Linked DNA regions of Mus musculus: region 1 is linked to region 2. A link is a loop called in an ENCODE intact Hi-C map of the cell type or tissue named here. Cell type or tissue: left cerebral cortex. All regions are shown on one strand. Links, peaks and the distances in the headings refer to the core of each region. The heading gives the core; the rest is flanking DNA.

Evidence for each region. Peaks named below come from ENCODE experiments on the same cell type or tissue, not always from the same donor. Only the 100,000 strongest peaks of a DNase experiment are listed, where the experiment ranks them.
Region 1: it touches region 2 in a loop (2.3-fold over the local background); 3 of 42 quality-filtered maps call a loop at or near these places.

The regions. Positions count from the first base shown.
Region 1 is chr7:116,952,445-116,962,196 of GRCm38, reverse strand. Gm26054 (a small nuclear RNA gene) reads left to right here and starts at 9,502; the gene lies at 9,502-9,608. In left cerebral cortex, for the core only: no CTCF peak of the experiment used is centred there; DNase peaks (open chromatin) are centred at 2,455, 2,927 and 3,891; H3K27ac peaks cover 1,001 bases.
Region 2 is chr7:117,371,341-117,381,092 of GRCm38, reverse strand. Xylt1 (xylosyltransferase 1) reads right to left here and starts at 114. Exons shown (of 12, transcript NM_175645.3): 1 at 1-114. In left cerebral cortex, for the core only: a CTCF peak has its summit at 5,125 (motif pointing right); DNase peaks (open chromatin) are centred at 604, 1,994 and 5,121; H3K4me3 peaks cover 418 bases; H3K27ac peaks cover 292 bases.

The DNA of each region.
Region 1 (9,752 bases), core at 797-8,796, 420 kb after region 2:
GGACTAGGAAGGTGGCTCAGTGCTTACAAATGCTGAATGCTCTTCCAGAGAATCTTAGTTACGTTCACAACACCCATGTGGCAATTCACAACAGCCTGTAACTCCAATTCCAGGAAATATAATGCACATTTCTGGCATCAGTGAGTCCTGGGAACCCACATGGTATAGTTGTATACATGCAAATGAAACACCCATACACACAATAAATAAAAATTTAAAACAATAAGATTTTTGTTATTTCTCATTGGTCTATGACTGAGTGGAGGAAAGCTTTACATATTCTATGGTTGGTTGACTATAGGCTGAAGCAAAAGCTAGCATGCCTTGACTTTGGTTGACTGTTTATATCTTGTGATTGTCAGTTCAGGGCATTGCCACATGTGTCTTGTGATTGGCTAACTATGGGAAGCAGCAAAATCTTACATGCCTTTTGATTGGTTAGCTTCTGTCTAGCAGTTCACTTAACCCTCCTATTGGATGCCAACAGGTTAGTTCATACCTTCTGAGTGGAGTTCCAAGAGCACATGGAGAGGTGAGTAGTATGCCAATTAGACTCAAAACATGATTCCTGTCACCTCCATTACATTATAATAGCTTGGATAATTTCCAGAGTGTTACATACAAATTATATCTCCTGCCAGTTTTTGTTGATACTACTCAATGTGACTGTATTTGGAGACAGGGTTTTGAAACAGGTAATTAATATTTAATAAAGTCATAAGGTCAGGTCTATCATAAAACAGGTCTGGTTTCCTTCTGAGCCACCAAGCAAAGGCCACATGAGAGATGGCAAAGAGAGAGATGCTGTCTAGCAGCCAGTTCGAGCAGTCATACTGGGGCCAAGGCCTGCCCAGGCACCAGGTCAGTGGTATTCTGTTAAGCTCTTCTATAGCAAGCCACACACAAGGTGAACTGAAAAGAGAAGGCGGGAAACACAGACTCCATCTCTTTGTGAAGTGTCTGGGAAGTTATACAGCAAAGGCTGGAAACCCAGAGGAGGAAACATGATGCGAATGTTACAATCAGAGCAGTGCTGGGACCGAGACCCCGCTACCAACTCCACATTAGAATACAATTCATTTGAAAAATGGCCACAAAGATAAATCTGTGTTCACAAGGTCTATGAGCTGCCTTCTTTACTGGATATAGACAGAAACTCATGAAAGATTGCTACTGCTGCTAGCCGTGAGGTGGCTCAGCAGGTAAGGTGCTTGACTCTCAATCCTAGCAACCTGAGTTGCGTCATTCAAGCTCATGTCAAGATGGAAAAAGAGAAGTGACTTCACAAAGTTGTCCTCTGACCACCATATGTGTACTGTGGTATGTGTGCCTATTTTCACACACAAACGTACACACATTCACATATACCATATAAACAAACACTCCCACATACATATACATATATATATTATTCATACACACACATACATAGAAAGTAGATATCCACACATACACATGTATACAGATATACATATATGCACATTCATATACTCAAACACATATGCACAAAAACATATACAAACACATTCACCCACCTCACACACATTCATCCATACACACACACACATACTCACACACACACACATGCACATACACACACACACATACTCACACACACACACGTGCACATACACTCACACATACATGCACACAGATTCACACACATGCACACAAGCATTCATACATGCAAACACTCATACACATGTATACAAACATTCATAGATGCACACACACGGGCACACATTCACATACATGTACACATACTCACATACATACACACATACCTATGGGCACATCTATACATAAACATGAACATACACATACAACTGTACAAACAGAGAGAGAGAGAGAGAGAGAGAGAGAGAGAGAGAGAGAGAGAGATACACAAGAACTAAGGTCCAGAAGTAAGAAGTGCCTTATATGAGTGACACATGCCACTGTTCTGGTTGGAACTATGGGGAAAGAAAAAATAACACAATCCTGCATTTCTTTAAAAGAAAACATTAATGGCTATGAAAGGACAACATGAGAAAAACTGTAGTTTCCATAGTCCATAGACTCAGAGAAAATTTATATCCACATACTTTCTTACAGCTCTACTTGGCACTCTGGAATTGTTACTAAAAGCAGAGGTGAGAAAGACTCACCACTCACAATGTATCACCTTTCCCAGGGGGATGATGCTGATCTCCACAGAGAGGGAGGGCTAGCATGGGAGGGTCAGGGAATCTGACCCAGTGTATGCTGGAGTTTCACCTACGGAAGACTAAGTCAGTGCAGACCAGAGAGAAACCAGAAGGCATGCAGGCTCACTACAAGCTGAGGCAGGGGAGACTTGGTAAAATATCCCTTTGATGCCTTCCAGCTCCATACAGAAGCCACCCTCAGAAGTTCTGGTTGCAGAAAAGAAAGACAGAAGTGAGACATTGGTGGGGGTTTGGAGGAAGAGTAGTCTCCCAATCCCACTGAGCTGGCAAGTGTGTGGCAGAGCAAAGAGCTGCATTCCGAGCGCTAACGACTCCTGGAGCCCAGAGAGACAGGAATAATGTCATCAACACTCACGTTCCAGGTCCCGTGGAAGGAAAGTCGGAGAGTCTGCTCCCACCTACACATCATGTGATTCCAGGGGCGAGTAAAACCCAACAAAAGCCACCGCAAAGCCTGGCTACGCTGAATGATATGGTCAGCCCCTGTTCGGAAAGAACAGTCAGAGCAAAACCTAGGCCAAATTGCAAGGCTGGAGCAAGAGGCATCGCTCCACCAGGCTTTAGCTGGTCCAACAAAGCTATAGACATCAGAAAGCAAAGCACTAGCATGGGGACAGACACACAGGCCTGGGTGAGGGCTCTACGGCCGAATTGTTTACTATGCAAGCATGAAGACCTCCTGAGCCCATGTAAAATCTGTGTGTAGAGGCATGTGACTGTGACCTCAGTCCTGGATGTCAGTGGAGGACGGACAAACACAGGTGGACCCTGGGGATTTGCTGGCCAGCCAATCTAGTTGAAACTATTTCAAAATCAGTGAGAGATTCTGTCTCAAAAAAACAAGTGGAGAATCCTGACATTGACCTCTGACCCTCACATTTGCATACACACTTGTGCTCATGCACACACGTGTATACACACACCCCAGAAACAAAAACAAAACAAAAAACAAAATAGAACTGAAAAACAGCTCCATGAATTTAGTGTTAAGTGATCTGTGGCAACAATGCCAGGTATACAGAGTTGGGCAAAATAGTGGCTTCAATAAATGGTGCTGGGTGGGCTAGCAGGAGGGCTCAGCAGATAAAAGCACTTGACCTTAATCCTAGAAGCCCACAAGTAGCATGAGATAGCTGATTCCTGAGAATTGTCTGACCTCCACAGATGTGCAGTGACACATGTACACATGTGCGCGTGCGCGCACACACACACACACACCAAATGAAATGAGTAAAACTGAATAGTGATAGCAAACAGTACCAATATATCTAAGAATGCAATTGGGCCGAATTCTCATACTACATACAGCAATCAACTAAAGTGATCTTAAAGTGACTTAGACACTACCATTGAAACTGACAAATGAATAGCGGAACACAGGGCCAATGTCCCATGCTGTTGCTCTGGGCAACAATTTTTATCTACCCCTAATGCCACCAGCAATAAAAGCAGGACTAGATAAATAGGACTGCATGAAACTGAAAGGATTTGCACAGCCAAGGAAATGATAACTAGCAGGCAACCAATGGGATGAAGGAAGACATTTGTGAGCCACACAGCTGTTGAGGGATTAATATTCAGAGTCTGTACACTCAATAACGGAAAATGCAGACTTTTTAAAATGGGCAAATGGCCTGAGTTGTCAGTTCTCTAAAGACAGCATTGAAATAGGCAATGGGCATAGGGAACATATGCTTAGCAATGCTAGGAGATGCACATTAATCAACTAGGATGCTGACTCATGCTTGCTAGAATGGCTGGTGTCCAACAGAAGAAATAGAATGCATGTTAGATGTTAGTATTGGACAGTAGATGCAGAGAATCCTTGTAGATTAGTGATGGGACTAAAGATCCTTACCTCTATTATGGAAGACATGATGAAAATGCCTCAAATACGACATAATGGCATTATGATGCACAAGTCCTCATACTGGCAACACAATTCAAAGGCTATTGCATCATTACATTAAGCAATACCTGCTCTCTCACGTTCTCTTTAGAATTATTCATAGTAGTCAAGGTCTGAAAGCAACCTAACTGTCCATCCCAGGCTCAATGGATAAAGAAAATATGGTGTGTAGGGATGATAAAAGACTTTTTTCCAACTATGTAAGGAAACCCTACCATGTGTCACAGAATGGATGGACCAAAGGACCTAAGTGACATAGGACAAATCGATAAATATGGATTCTGTGTGGTCTCATATATTTATATATTCTTAAAAATGTTGAGCCTGGGGAGTAGAGATATTTGGTTCCTGTCAATCATAGTTATAAAATTTCAGCTCCCCAGAAAAATAAGTTCAACAAATCCACCATCCATGATGGTGGTTATAGCTAAAGAAACAATACATTATGTATGAGAAAATTTTTTCAGAGTTCTCTATGCAGAAAAATTTGTATATGAACTAATGTGAACATTTATTATCACATTTTAGTAATTCTACAGCATGCAATATGTCAAAATATGATACATACCATAAATATACAGAATTTTAATCTCCAAAATATAAAAATAAATGTCAAATAGTCTGAATTCCAACATACTCCTAGGACTTAAAAAAATAAACCTCGCTTATGGCCATTATTGATTGATGTTTGCCTTGTGTGGTATGGCCTGCCTGTGAATCCAACACTTGGGACGTGGAGAGAAGATATTTTAGATTTTTTAATTTTGTTTTGGTTTTTTTTTTTTTTTTTTTTTTTTTTTTTTTTTTTTGAGACAGGGTTTCCTCTGTATAGCCCTGGCTGTCCTGGAACTCACTTTGTACACCAGGCTGGCCTCGAACTCAGAAATCCGCCTGCCTCTGCCTCCCGAGTGCTGGGATTAAAGGCGTGTGCCACCACACCCAGCTTGAGAAGATGGTTAGAAATCCTAGTACAGTCTCAAAACAAACAAACAAAAACAAAGCGAAACAGTCCTCCAAAAGAATGTTAAAAAGACATAGGAACCATTTTGAAGGCACTTGCGTCAGTGAAACAGGAGGCAATTTGAGTATTAAAATAAAATGTGGATAGTGATCACACCTATAAAATAAATATGAATGTGTGACCCTGTAGTGATATGGAATAAACTCCTGTTGACAGTCAGAATAGCCTCAAGTGTGACTACCTCCAATACTTATTTCAAGAGAGAAAAACATTACATTCACAGTGTTAAGCCTAACAGAAGCCATCCCATCCACCCCATTGCTGTGACCATCAGACCACAAGAAAGGAAAACAGGATAATGGCCAATTAAGCACAATACCAGGATGGCCTCCTGTGTGTGGTTTTCTGACAAAGCTGCTGAAGTTTAATCTAACCAGAAGGTAATATCACATTGACCCAGAGCACACAGAGCTGTCTCACATCCTGGCCAGTTACAAATGCCAAGGGCAGATGAGAAACTTCTTCAGATGACTGGGCTAATTGGGGCAGAGTTTTTCCTTAGAAAGAGAACTTTGAGGACAGCTGACAGGACTAAGGACGCAGACAAGTCCCTAGCATCCAAGTCAGCATGGTGGCTATTCAAGGTGCTAACCACACTCTTGGGAGATGTGCTAGGGGGTGACATAGTGTCCTGTAGACCCTTACTTGGAAATACATTTTAAAAAGGGTTTTTTGCTCTTTATCATGTTGGAAATGTATCAATTTCTTTCCAAATTAATAAGATGATATAGTTTTTAATAACCCTAAAATATCAAACTATAATAAATGTAGTGAACTACATGGTACCATAGACATATTAAAATCAGAGTAGGAGCCAGAGAGATACCACAAGCACTCAGTGGTAAGGGGACTTGCTGTCAAGCCTGAAGCCTGAGTTCAACCCTTGGACCTCACAAGGAAAGAACCAATTCCCACAAGTTATCCTCTGACTTATATATGCTCATCATGGCATATATCTGCACACACACACACACTCACAGTAAAGTAAATAAATATTATTTTTTTTAATTTAAAAATCTCACAAAGTGGGCCATGGAGACGTCTCAGTGAGTAAAACATGTGCACGAGCCTCAAGTCCTGATTTCAGTTCTTGGATCCTGTGGTGAATGGAGAGAACCGGCTCTCAGAAGTTGTCTTCCCGACACAGCTTCTGGGACAGATCCCATTTCGGGCTCCAGACATCCCAGGACCTTCCCCGACAGAGGAGAGACACCCGCCTAGGAGGGCTCTGCCAGAGCAGGTGGGGGAGCCATCTTGGGTCCTGGATCCCTCAGCGACTAGTCTGTGCAGGTGGAGTGCGGACTACAGAAGCTACACAGCTTCTGGGAAAGGCAGAAGCGACACAGCTGCTGGGAGAGGCCCTGTTTCAGGCCTTCATCTTCAGCCAGGAGGCAGGTCTAAATGCCAGATATCTGTGCACCTTCCCTGCAAGAGGAGAGCTTGCCTGCAGAGAGTCCTCTTACCACTGAGACTCAGGAGGGAGCTAGACTCCCAGGTCTGCTGTCAGAGAATCACAGGAGGAACTAACAGAATCACAGGAGGAACAAGCTCCAAACAGAGACAACTATAACAAGTAACTCCAGAGATTTCAAGATGGCAAAAGGCAAACCTAAAATTTTACTAACAGAAACCAAGACCACTCACCATCATCAGAACCCAGTACTCCTACATCAGCCAGTTCTGGATACCCCAACACACCCAAAAATCAAGACTCAGGTTTTAAATCATATCTCATGATGCTCGTAGAGTACATCAAGAAGGGCTTTAATAACTCACTTAAAGAAATACAGGAGAACACTGCTAAAGAGGTAGAAGTCCTTAAAGAAATACAAGAAAACACAACCAAACAGGTGATGGAATTGAACAACACCATCCAAGATGTAAAAAGGGAAGTAGAAACAATAAAGAAAACCCAAAGTGAGATAACACTGGAGATAGAAACCCTAGGAAAGAAATCTGGAACCATAGATGTGAGCATCAGCAACCAAATACAAGAGATGGAAGAGAGAATCTCAGGTGGAGAAGATTCCATAAAGAACATCGGCACAACAATCAAAGAAAATGCAAAATGCAAAAATATCCTAACTCAAAACATCCAGGAATCCAGGACACAATGAGAAGACCAAACCTATGGGTAATAGGAGTAGATGAGAATGAAGACTTTCAACTTAAAGGGCCAGCAAATATCTTCAACAAAATTATAGAAGAAAATTTCCCATACCTAAAGAAAGAGATGCCCATGAACATACAAGAAGCCTACAGAACTCCAAAATGACTGGCCCAGAAAAGAAATTCCTCCTTACACATAATAATCAGAACAACAAATGCACTAAATGAAGATAGACTATTAAAAGCAGTAAGGGAAGAAGGACAAGTAACATATAAAGGCAGGCCTATTAGAATTACACCAGACTTCTCACCAGAGACTATGAAAGCTAGAAGATCCTGGACAGATGTTATGCAGACCCTAAGAGAACACAAATGCCAGTCCAGGCTACTATATATAAACTCTCCATTACCATAGATGGAGAAACCAAAGTATTCCACAATAAAACCAAATTTACACAATATCTTTCCACGAATCCAGCCCTTCAAAGGATAATAAAGGGAAAACACCAACACAAGGATGGTAACTACACCCTAGAAAACACAAGAAATTAATCCTTCAACAAACCTAAAAGAAGACAGTCACAAGAACAGAATCCCAACTTTAACAACAAAAATAACAGGAAGCAGCAATTACTTTTCTTTAATTTCTCTTAACATCAATGGACTCAATTCCCCAATAAAAAGACATAGACTCATAGACTGGCTACACAAACAGGACCCAACATTTTGTTGCTTACAGGAAACCCACCTCAGGGAAAAGGACAGACACTACTTCAGAGTGAAAGGCTGGAAAAAAATTTTCCAAGCAAATGGTCTGAAGAAACAAGCTGGAGTAGCCATTCTAATATCGAATAAAATTGACTTCCAACCAAAGTTATCAAAAAAAGACAAGGAGGGGCACTTCATACTCATCAAAGGTAAAATCTACCAAGCTGAACTCTCAATTCTGAATATCTATACTCCAAATACAAGGGCAGCCACATTCATTAAAGAAACTTTAGTAAAGCTCAAAACACACATTGCACCTCACACAATAATAGAGGGAGACTTCAACACCACACTCCCACAAATGGACAGATCCTGGAAACAGAAACTAAACAGAGACACATGGACACTAACAGAAGTTATGAAACAAGTGGATTTAATTGATATCTAAAAAACATTTTTCCTAAAAGAAAAGGATATACCTTCTTCTCAGCTCCACAAGGTACCTCCTCCAAAATTGACCATATAATTGGCCACAAATCAGGTCTCAAAAGATACAAAAATATTGAAATTGTCCCATACATCCTATCAGATCACCATGGACTAAGGCTGATCTTCAATAACAACATAAATAATAGAAAGCGAACATTCACGTGGAAACTGTACAACACTCTACTCAATGATTCCTTGGTCAAGGATGAAATAAAGAAATTAAAGACTTTTTAGAGTTTAATGAAAATGAAGCCACAACATACCCAAACTTAAGGGACACATGAAATCAGTCCTAAGAGGAAAACTCATAGCCCTGAGTGCCTCCAAAAAGAAACTAGAGAGAGCATACACTCGCAGCCTGACAGCACACCTAGAACCTCTAGAACTAACTAAAGGAAGCAAATTCACCCAAGAGGAGTAGACGGCAGGAAATAATCAAACTCAGGGCTGAAATCAACCAAGTGGAAACAAAAAGAACTATTCAAAGAATCAACCAAACCAGTAGCTGGTTCTTTGAGAAAATCAACAACATAGATAAACCCTTAGCCAGACTAACTAGAGGGCACAGGGAGAGTATCCTAATTAACAAAATCAGAAATGAAAAAGGAGACATAACAACAGATCCTGAGGAAATCCAAAACATCATCAGATCCTACTACAAAAGGCTTTACTCAACAAAACTAGAAAACCTGGATGAAATGGACAACTTCCTAGATAGATACCAGGTACCAAAGTTAAATCAGGATCAAGTTAACGATCTAAACAGTCCTATATCCCCTAAAGAAATAGAAGCAGTCATCAATAGTCTCCCAACCAAAAGAAGCCCAGGACCAGATGGGTTTAGTGCAGAGTTCTATCAGACCTTCAAAGAAGATCTAATTCCAGTTCTGCACAAACTATTCCACAAAATAGAAAAAGAAGGTACTCTACCCAATTCATTCTATGAAGCCTAAATTACTCTGATACCTAAACCGCACAAAGATCCAACAAAGAAAGAGAACTTCAGACCAATCTCCCTTATGAATATTGATGCAAAAATACTCAATAAAACCCTTGCAGTGCTCGCTTCGGCAGCACATATACTAAAATTGAAACGATACAGAGAAGATTAGCATGGCCCCTGCGCAAGGATGACACGCAAATTCGTGAAGCATTCCATATTTTTAACACCATGATTTTTTCTTTTATTTAATATCTTTGCATTGAATGTACTAATATAATTAATGATCATATTCTTTATTTAATGATAATATTCTCAATATGAATTTCACAGTAAAAGAAAATGTGTCAGAATACTGGAGGAATCATG
Region 2 (9,752 bases), core at 478-8,477:
CGTCGCCCGGGCTCGCCGCTGCTCCTCCTCCTGCTCCTCTCCTCCACCACCTCCTCCTCCCTTTCCTCCTCTGCCGCCGCCGCCGCCTCCTCCACCGCCGCGGCGCGGAGTTTTCAGACGGGCAGGGACCCGGACGTCACCAGGAGGAGGGGAAGGCGGGAGGCGGGCGCGGGGAGGCCGCGGAGGGGGCGCGGCGCGCGCGCGCGGGGACACGGCTCGGAAGGGAGCTGGCCCCTCGAGATTCCCTTTTCCCTGGGTCAGGGTCCCCAACCCAACCCCCAGGGTTCTAGGGCGGGCGTTAGGGGTACCAGGGCTGGGGAAGGGGCCACTAGGGACGCGGGCCCTGAGCAGAGGGCGGGGCCTGGAGGAGGAGCCGAGGGCAGCGTGGGGAGGAGAAGGTGAGGGAGGGGGTGGAGGCGAAGGAAGCAGACAGACACCCCCCAGAACAGGCGTGGGAACAAGGTACGGGTGCGAAAAGGCCGGTGCAAGGGGTAGAGAGACGGAAAGTGGAGGATAGAAGAGTCAACAGGGCAGCTCAGCTTGCAGAGGTCAGGAAAAGGGAAAGAAGGGTCCTGAGAGTCTGTGTTCCATGTGGCAGAAAACTGGAGGCGGAGTTGCAGGAGGCGCGGAGTTTTCCGTCCCGGCATCTTTGGCTGCACAGAGAGAAAACCTTGGCAGGTGGAGATGGGAGAAAACGTAGGAGTGTCACAGGTCCTGGCTCTTGTGCAGCCTGGGATTCCTGGATCACTGACTGAAACGATGGGGAGGAGGTTCTCAATGACTCGCCGAGGTTAATCAGCACAAGCACTGCGACTTCTGAGTCACCCCCCCCCCCTTCCAGGGCCAACCAAAGATTCAGGGCTCATTGACTCACTTCTCTGGTCCCCAAAGACTCACAATCCAACATCCTCCAAATCCAGTTGGCAAGTGAATGCTTTGGTGGCTAAAGAAGTTTTCCAACCCTCCCTGGCCACAAGCTGAAGTCTCCCTCCCAGCCACAGAGCCTCCCTCCCTTAACGCCCTTCTTACCATCCGCCCTCCTGATGTCTGACTTGCTGTGTGCACTAGATTCAGAGCTGGGTCAGCCCAGCCTTGCTTTATAAGGAGAAGCATTTTCCTGGACTGACTGGTGACCTTGAGCCACCAAGACTGTCCCCCTTGACCTTGTTCTGAGCTCTGTCAGTGAGAGTTTGGAAGGAATAATCTCTCTGAACTCAAACTTCATCCAGCTCTCTCTGACTCAGTCTTATAGACTTCCCCTTTTGATACATAGCATCTATTAATGTCTGCATGTGAATGGGACTGATGTCTACCTATGTCAGTGAGCTGGGGACTTACAGCGAATTCTTGGTCTTTTGTCTCCTGCCCTTTTAAACATCACCCTGGTTTGTAAAGGGAAGCGAGTGGATATGTACAGAATCTATCAGAGAGCAAGGCCAACAGTGGCGAGAAGTGGACCCTTCCATCCACTGCACCAGCATATTAGAGCACTGATGTGTGCCAGATGTGGGATCAGGTACAAGCATCCCAAGGTGACAAAGGGTGCCTCTGATCTACAGTCAGCTAGAAGGCCAGAGAGTCAGGTGTAGGTAGGTATGGAATCTCAGAAGAAAACATGACCATCGTCCCTAGAGAGATTTGCAAAGGAGCCGTGGGTTCATGAGAGTGCTACTGGGATAGCTGTGTCCTCAGCCAACCTGCTACCCTGACAGTCTACAATCTGCTCCAGGGCCCCCTCTAGCTCTGCAGCCAGGGACAGAGGCATTCCCACTTCATCAACAGTGAGACTGTAGAGGAGAGGCAGCTCCCTGGTTCACCAGTCTCCTCTTATCTGCATATCAGTTGGGAATATTTATAGTTTGTGTAATAAAACACCTGGTTTAACAATCTAAAAATAAGCCTTACTGGATTGTAGAACTAGTTATTGCAGAGCACTAACTCCAGGCATGGCTTGATCCAGCAACCTAGAACAACCACTACAGAATTTTCTCTTCCTTTCTCCTCTCTTTCTCCCACAGTGTCTGTTCACACTGGAACATCACAAGAGTCCTAGATTCTGTGACTTAGACTAGCTGTAACTTATTCATCTGCAGTCCAGGATTCTTTTAGAAGATGCAGAGAGCGTTTTCTTACAGAGTAATTTTTAGGTCCTAAGTTACCCCTAAACCAGTCACAAAGCTCAGGAAGTCAGATCAAGGAAATGAATCTAACCAGGGTTCCTAGATACACCTCTGGCCTTGGGGTAAATCTGTTATCTCTGTAGCCATTCAAATGTTCCATAGAGCCATGTGGGAGTAGAAGAATGGCTTCCCTCGGCTGTCCCTGAAGTCTCCATTGAGCTTCCCCGACCATGGTCAAGTCATCTTCCCCCACCCCGCCCCGCCCCAAGAACTTCAGGGTTCTTAGTGCTAAATGAGTAGCAAGAGGTCATGTAAACATAGCCTCCAAGTCCTGCCCTGGCTGTGTGGAATATTCCAGCCCCCAGCCCACCTTTGTCTCAAGAGCGCTTCTGCACTTTGTCTGTAAAGTAACAATGACCTGTGCTTCCTCCACATGACACAGCTAACAGCAGTCCTCCAGGGGCCAGGCTGTGATTCAGCTCCCTCAGGGCCCTAGTGCTTCAGTACTGAGGTTAAAGATCCTGGGCCCAAATCCCTGGAGAAGCAGAGTTGTTTATCTTGACTCATACATAAAAAGCCACTCAAGAAAGAGGTCCAGTCGCCCTGGGCAGGTTAGAGATGCCATAAACAGCTCATTTGATGGGTTTTGGAGGAAAATTTACCTGAGGTGGCATCTGGGATTCTCTTCTTCTGGCTCCAAGATGAGTAGCCCTTCAAACATTTTAGAGAGGTAAAGATGGAACAGATAGCTGGGAGCTGGGGTAAATTAGAGTATCTAAAATGCCCCATCTCAGTATGGCTGGGACATCCAGAGTGTGGGTACCCTAAATTTGCTGAACTACCAAACAGAAATAGCCCTTTTGCATTAAGAGGGACAGGAGTTTTCATTTGCAGTTGTGCATAGAGAGGCAGGTGGCCTTGATGGATAAGAAAGAGGCCAGGGCCCTGCTTGAGACTCGGCAGTGCCTCTAACCACTGTATTCTGAGTCCTCAGGATTTTCGAAGCTCAGTTTTTCACTCCACAAAGATGCATGGAACCCTATTACACATAGGCGTCCTGCTGGGCAAGTGGAATCTGGAGATGATGAAGATTCCCCAAGGAACCTTTCTTTTTAAATGTGGTTCCCCAGCTCCCGTGCTATGGGCCCCAGGAGACAGAGCTCTAGGGAAGTTTCGCCTGATTTGTGGGACTCTCAACCACCACCCCGAATGCCAAATCTTGTTTCTCCATCCCTTCAAGGATGGGAAGGCTGAATCTGTCACTGGGCATTGTGAGTTATTGGGTGTGACCAGTCCTGAGCTAGCAATTGCAAAGGAAATGGTTGGGATAGTCTTCACCCTCAAAGAACTGTCCAACAGGACAGAGGGACAAGACATTTATTTCACTGACAGCAATTCCAGGATCAGTGCACGGAGCGAATGAGATAGATAAGAACTAGCTTGCCCAGGCTTAACGAGCGCATGTGCACATGCATGTGTGTGTTTGTGTGCATGAAAGCCAAAAGGGAACCTCAGGGGTGGGTTTTTTGGTTTGTTTGCTGTTTATTTCTATTTGATTTTCAGCCTGGAAGTTAAAAAAAAAAAAGCTATGCTGCCCAGAATCAACTGCCCCCCACCCCCACCCCAGGGCTTGCTATCTTCTGTGGTTTCTGTGGAGTCAGCTTCTTTACCAGCTGGTCTATCTCCCCTCTGCTGCATTTTAACTGAGTTTTTAAAATATCTATTGTTAAGTTCTATGCCTCAACGTCCTCATCCATAAAATGGGGCTTAAAATAATGGGAGTTTATTGACACTTTTTTTAAATGTAAGGATTAAATAAGCTAACTCATACAAATAACTTTTTGCATCCCTACTGATCAAGTCAACCTTGGTGGCACACACACTTGGAAGATCGAGGCAGGGGAATTACCAGTTTGAAGCTAGTCTGAATTACCAGTTTGAAGCAAGCCTCTTTCTATCAAAGTTAAGTGGCTAAAAGCATCAGAGGGGAGAAAGGTCCTCTATGGAAGGCTCCATGGAGGAGGCTGTGTAACATCAGGACCTTGTGGTGTTCCAGTGTCTCTTTTGCCTCACTTCTTTATGCCTGCTCTCTCTGCTATTTGGTATAGTGCAAGGCCTTGGGTGAGCTCTGGATGTGGAATGAACATCCATCAATTGCAGGATTGGGGCCAGGTGAAATGAGCCAGGGGCATTCTTCCAGAAAGAAGCGGCACCGTTTGGGGCCTGGTACAGACCCAGGTTCAAAACCCATACCCAGCAACATTTTCATTTCATGATGCGTGAGCAGGATGCCCAACATCTTTGACCCTCAGTATTGTAAAGCAGAAAAGTAAAAAAAAAAAAAAAAAAGACTCAAGTCTTCCAGGGCACATGAAAATGGTGACATTGTGTGTCATCTATTTCTTGTGAAATAGAGGGATTAGCCAGTGGGGGGCAAAAAGACTGTTAGCTGGGCCACCACCTGATCACCAAGTTAAAAAAAAAAATTCCAGACCTTTTCAAATATTCCTGCCTCGGGGTTCTGGAGAGCCTGGGCTTCTCACGCCTCCTTCTGAATTTAAATCAACTTCAGACTAACAGTCAAATTTAGTGAGGTATATGGTTTCCGTTTTAATCTCTATCACATGTCTCTTTCTTGTTTTTATAGTTGGTTTTTACCCAAATGCTACCAATTGACCCGACTTTGCTCTTCAAAAGAATTTTTTAAACTCCTCCTGAGTTTCACTTCTGCATCAGCACAGACGCTGGAAGCAGGTGGCTCACCTGCGTGTGCTTGATGATGTGAGACTTCAGTACGGAATACCTCCACCCACGGGATCCCTGACTGTCTTCAACAAATGCCCACGAGCCAGGGGAGTTCTGAGCAGCAGGATCATAGAAACCCCTCCGGAGTGAGGGCTGTGGGTAGATGCCCCATCCCACCCAAGGGAAGTTAAGTGGCCTTGTCAGCCCTACGGACAGACAGACCAACAGCTGAACAGAGTTGTGATTCCAGGGACTCTTTCATCAGCAGAGGGCGCTCTGGTTAGCAAATAACTTCCCTGTGATCAGTTTCCTGCATGCAAGGTCCAGAGAGAGCAAGAAATCAGGCTGCTAGGGGGTGTCCAGAAAGAAGGCTCACGGGTTTGCAAGCATCAGTAGCTATGGGAAGCTAAAGGGAAGAGAATGGGAGAAAGATGCCCCAGGTAAGGACATAGAGAAACTGTCCTTAATTGAAATTATCTGCTGTGTCTGAAACCAGCACTTGGTGCTGTGAAGTCTCACAGCCTCAACTACAATGGCAATGCTCTGACGAGTGAGAAAGGGAACAAATGGCTCCCACTCCACATCTCACATTAGACTCGTGGAGATGTTTTCCTTTAAAATAAATCTAATGGTGCCAAATTTGGCTCCTGGGACTCCAGGTGTGCCTGCGAGGGCAACTAGATGCCAGCATCTTTCTGTGATATCAGAGCCCAGTATCTTGACTTTCCAGCATGCACTGAAGGTCAACATCTCTCCAGGAGCCCGCTGGGCCTCCAGTGCCAGCTTGGGACTGCTGAGGCATCCAGCCTTGTGTATGGAGCAACTACAAGGGTGTCTGGTTCTTAGTCATCATTGGACTATCCTGCCCCTGTGATAGAAGCCAGTCTAATACATCCCCTTGAAACATCTGTTCTTCCTCTGCAGCACCCATCTAATACAACCACTAAGGCCAGGAATGATGATGGGCGGTGAGAAGATATCATAGTTATTTAGCATTTACGAGTGGCTAATCTTTGTATTAGACACTTCAACATATCACATTCTGTGAACGCTGAGTGAGAACATCCTCCATTCTCCATGGAAACTCGTGGAATAAGGCACATAGAGGACTCCTATTGCTGTGGACCTTTTACCCAGTGGGACAGGTGCATCGGGATGAGTAGGTAAATTTGCAAACAAGCAGCTCTGGAGACCATTGAGGACAACAAAGGAAAGGAAAACCAAGAGAGGTACTACAGTGCATAGAGTAAGCCAAGTCCCCACCAGCCACAAGGAAGACTTTACGAGGCAATGACCTTGGAATAGTCCATTTGTGTTCTTTGAGATACAATTCTTCCAGAAATTTGACTCCCTTTATGCCTCTGAAATCCACCATAGACTGAACAAATGACTGCAGGTCTTTTCTTTTTTTTTCTTTTTTTAATGTACAAAAACACTCTTGGGATTTACATTTGCTACGTTCGTTGGATTTCTGTGGTTGGGATTTTCTCAAGCTGTGCTTAGTAAAAACCTAACTACTTGTGGGGACATAACAAGAGCTATAGAATGGTTTGGGCAAATTTTATAAAATAAGGGAAAAGATAAAATATACCATTTTAGGCTTGGAAAGGTAGCTCAGACTACTAAGTATTTGCTAGGCAACCGTTAGGACCTGAGTTTGATCCCAAGCACCCAGATAAAAAGGGGAGCATGGTGATGTATGTCCAGAATCACAGCTAGCACCAATGAGGTAGAGACAGGTAGATCCCTAGGACTTGTTTAATTTAATCAGTGAGTTTTAGGACAGTGAGAGATCCTGTCTCGAAACAGCAGAAGTTGTCTTCTGGCCTGAAAATGCACACACACACACACACACACACACACACACTCACATGCACATGTTGCAGAATAGGGGTCGTACTGAGATTGCATATACTTTTCATCTATCTGGCTGGAATACAGGCACACCCTTAGTACATACCTTTAATCCCAAATGATGAAGGTAAAGTTAGTTTGTATAAGGAAACACCCATGTTTAAAAGGGATGTCTAACTGAGTGGCAGACAAGGTGATGAATCAGAGAAAGATTTGACAGGCTAGGATACACCCAACTTTTACAAGAAGAAGGGAGCGGGAAACTACTCAAGGGGCAGTACAAAGAGGAAGGAAGCAGTTTTACTAGGAGAGTTTTACAGAAATAGGTTGAAAAGAGACCAAGCTAGACATGGGTGAACACAGAATGAGCCAGAGAATGGGAAGAGGCAAGAAAATTAGAACAGATTGTTAGAGTTAGTTAGAAGTCATGCAGAGCAGAATTCAGGAGACCTAAGAGAAGCCAGATTGAATCAGTCAGCTTGGAGAAGAGTTGGAGCCAGAATAGCTGAGTTGATCAGCCAGCCAGAGATCAGAAAGAACTAGGAAGGGGTGAGCTTATTCAACAACAAGACTCAGAGGCTGAAAACATTCTAGGCCTAGATTAGATTGTATGGAGGGTAGAAACTTCCAGGACTATGTCTAGGTTAGCAGACAGGCAGTAAGCCTCTGAGACAACAATTACATCAGGCAATAAAAAGTTACTTTTACACACACACACACACACACATATGCACACATGAACATACATATGCACACATATATGTACACACATGCATCCATACATGCACATATACACTCATATATACACACATGCACACACAAGTGCATATACATACACACATACATGTACACACATGCACACACACTGTACTATCTTATCAACAAAGGACAGGAAGCATCAGGTGCATTAGGCTGTGATCCAGCTTCATCCAGACACCCATTTATCTGGTTCACTAACACCTGCCTCAGCCACTCCAAAGTCCCATCTGACACAGATGCTGTTGCTCAGCCCTGGATCATTCTATGGTCAAGCTCAGCCCTGTGAATCCAAAGTTGCTTCCCCACCTGACTTATAGCCTCTGCTCTGCACCCCAAAATCAACTCATTCTGCACTTACTGCTGTTGCCCTGGGCGACCTTGGAATCTCTTATAACCAAAGACTTCATTCCAAAAGGCTTTGGGAAAATGCGAATTTTCTGGAAAGCTCCTTAGTGTGTCAGCATCCACTCACTGCCTATCAAATTTCATTCCTCCCTTCCTGTTTGCTAATGTATTCTGATTTTTTTTTTTGGATTGACAGTATGCCCAAGACAAAAGCAATGGTTATTAGTGTTCTGGTTAGAAGTGATGTGGGAAAGGATGGCAGGAACCAGTGATAAAACTTCCAAGAGATACTTCCAGGTGGAGGCTTTAAGTACACTAGGATCAGTAAAGTCTCAGCCCTTCTCATTTCCTTTCTCTCTAACTGGAATATAGAGTGTGTAGTGGGGATTTCAGCAGCCACTCTGTAACCAAGAGGGTAGAGGTGGTAAGGCAGGCAGATAGAAGCAGCCTGGAACTCCGTAACTTTTAGAGTCCACTGTACCTGTCCCATCCCCTCTTTCCTCATGATGCTCTTCATTCACATGTCCTCATCACCTTTGGAATGCACCAGAAGGATTCCACCCCACAGCATTGCCCTGTTTGTTCATCGGCCTTTGCTCAGATGTCTGTGTCCCTCAATGCTCTCTTACTGATCATGCTGCTGGACGTAGTAGCTAGGCCAGCACGGCCAATAACCTTGCCTTTTCCCATCTTTCCCGTAGCATGAACTACCTAAATCGCACATTCTGGGTAGCCAGGCTCCCTCTGACTTGGGCATTGCTGTACTTCCTGCTAACCACTTAGCACACTATAAGCCTTCTATCACAGTCCAGAGACAGCTAAGGGTGAATGTTGTCCTGGCTTGGGTTATCAGTCAGAGTTACCAGAAATGAAGGTCACAAGAAAGAGAGCCCGTGTTCACCATGGAATGAGGTGGCAACAGACAGGAGGGTTGTACCTGCCATGGGTGCCAGGCATGGGCTGTGGTTGGGGACGAGACACAACATGCAAAGCACCCAGCTGCAAATTCTGTCAGTGAAGTATGCTAGTTGCTTTTCTAATTGCTGTGACCAAGAGCAAGAAGCAGTTTAAGGGACAAAGGGCTTATTCTGGGATCATTCCACCAAGGCGAGGAAGGCATGGGGACAGGCTGTATGCATCTCATCCACAACCAAGTGGGGCAGGACTATAAAACCTCAAGGTCAGCCCCGAGTGACCCACTTGATCCAGCAAGGCTCCATTTCTTAAAGATTCCACCACCTTTCCCAACAGTGGCACTAGACACAAGCCAAGTGTTCAAACGTGTGAGACTGAAGAGGACAATTCATAATCACACTCTGGGCAAGCCTTGCACGTCTATGCCTCTCTGCCTGTGCAAAACTGGGAGGACACTGGATCCTCCTCATCAGGGGACTTAAAGGAATGAATGAATGAATGAATGAATGAATGAATGCATATTTAAAGCCCTTTCAGTGGCACCAAGCAAGCTCCTGTTGTTGCCTCTCACACAGACTGAAAACTATTAGAAAAGCAATGAGACCTTGATAAAATAAATACATATATATTTGAAGAAATCAATACACTTGTTTTTCATAGCAAGTAGATAAATAGAAATAAGAATGAGGAGGGACATGGAAAAAAACCCCGAAAGCAATCGGCAAACTCAATTCCCCGAATTCATGAGAGGCAGAGATACCTAAACAGAAAGCAAGTAGCCTGTTCTTTTAATCATAAAGTCTATTATATACCCAGACAGAGAGAAAACCTCAACAAACTCAGTAAAAAGGACTTTTCTTAAGCTAAATTTTCTGCGATAACAATGAAATGGTTTTGGAAATGTTTTATTTTTTTAACAACATAAAATCTGAGAGACACAATCAATCTTAGGCAGCCCATCCTTAACAACACTTAATGGACTGGGCAGGTTGCAGAGTGTGTGTGTGTGTGTGT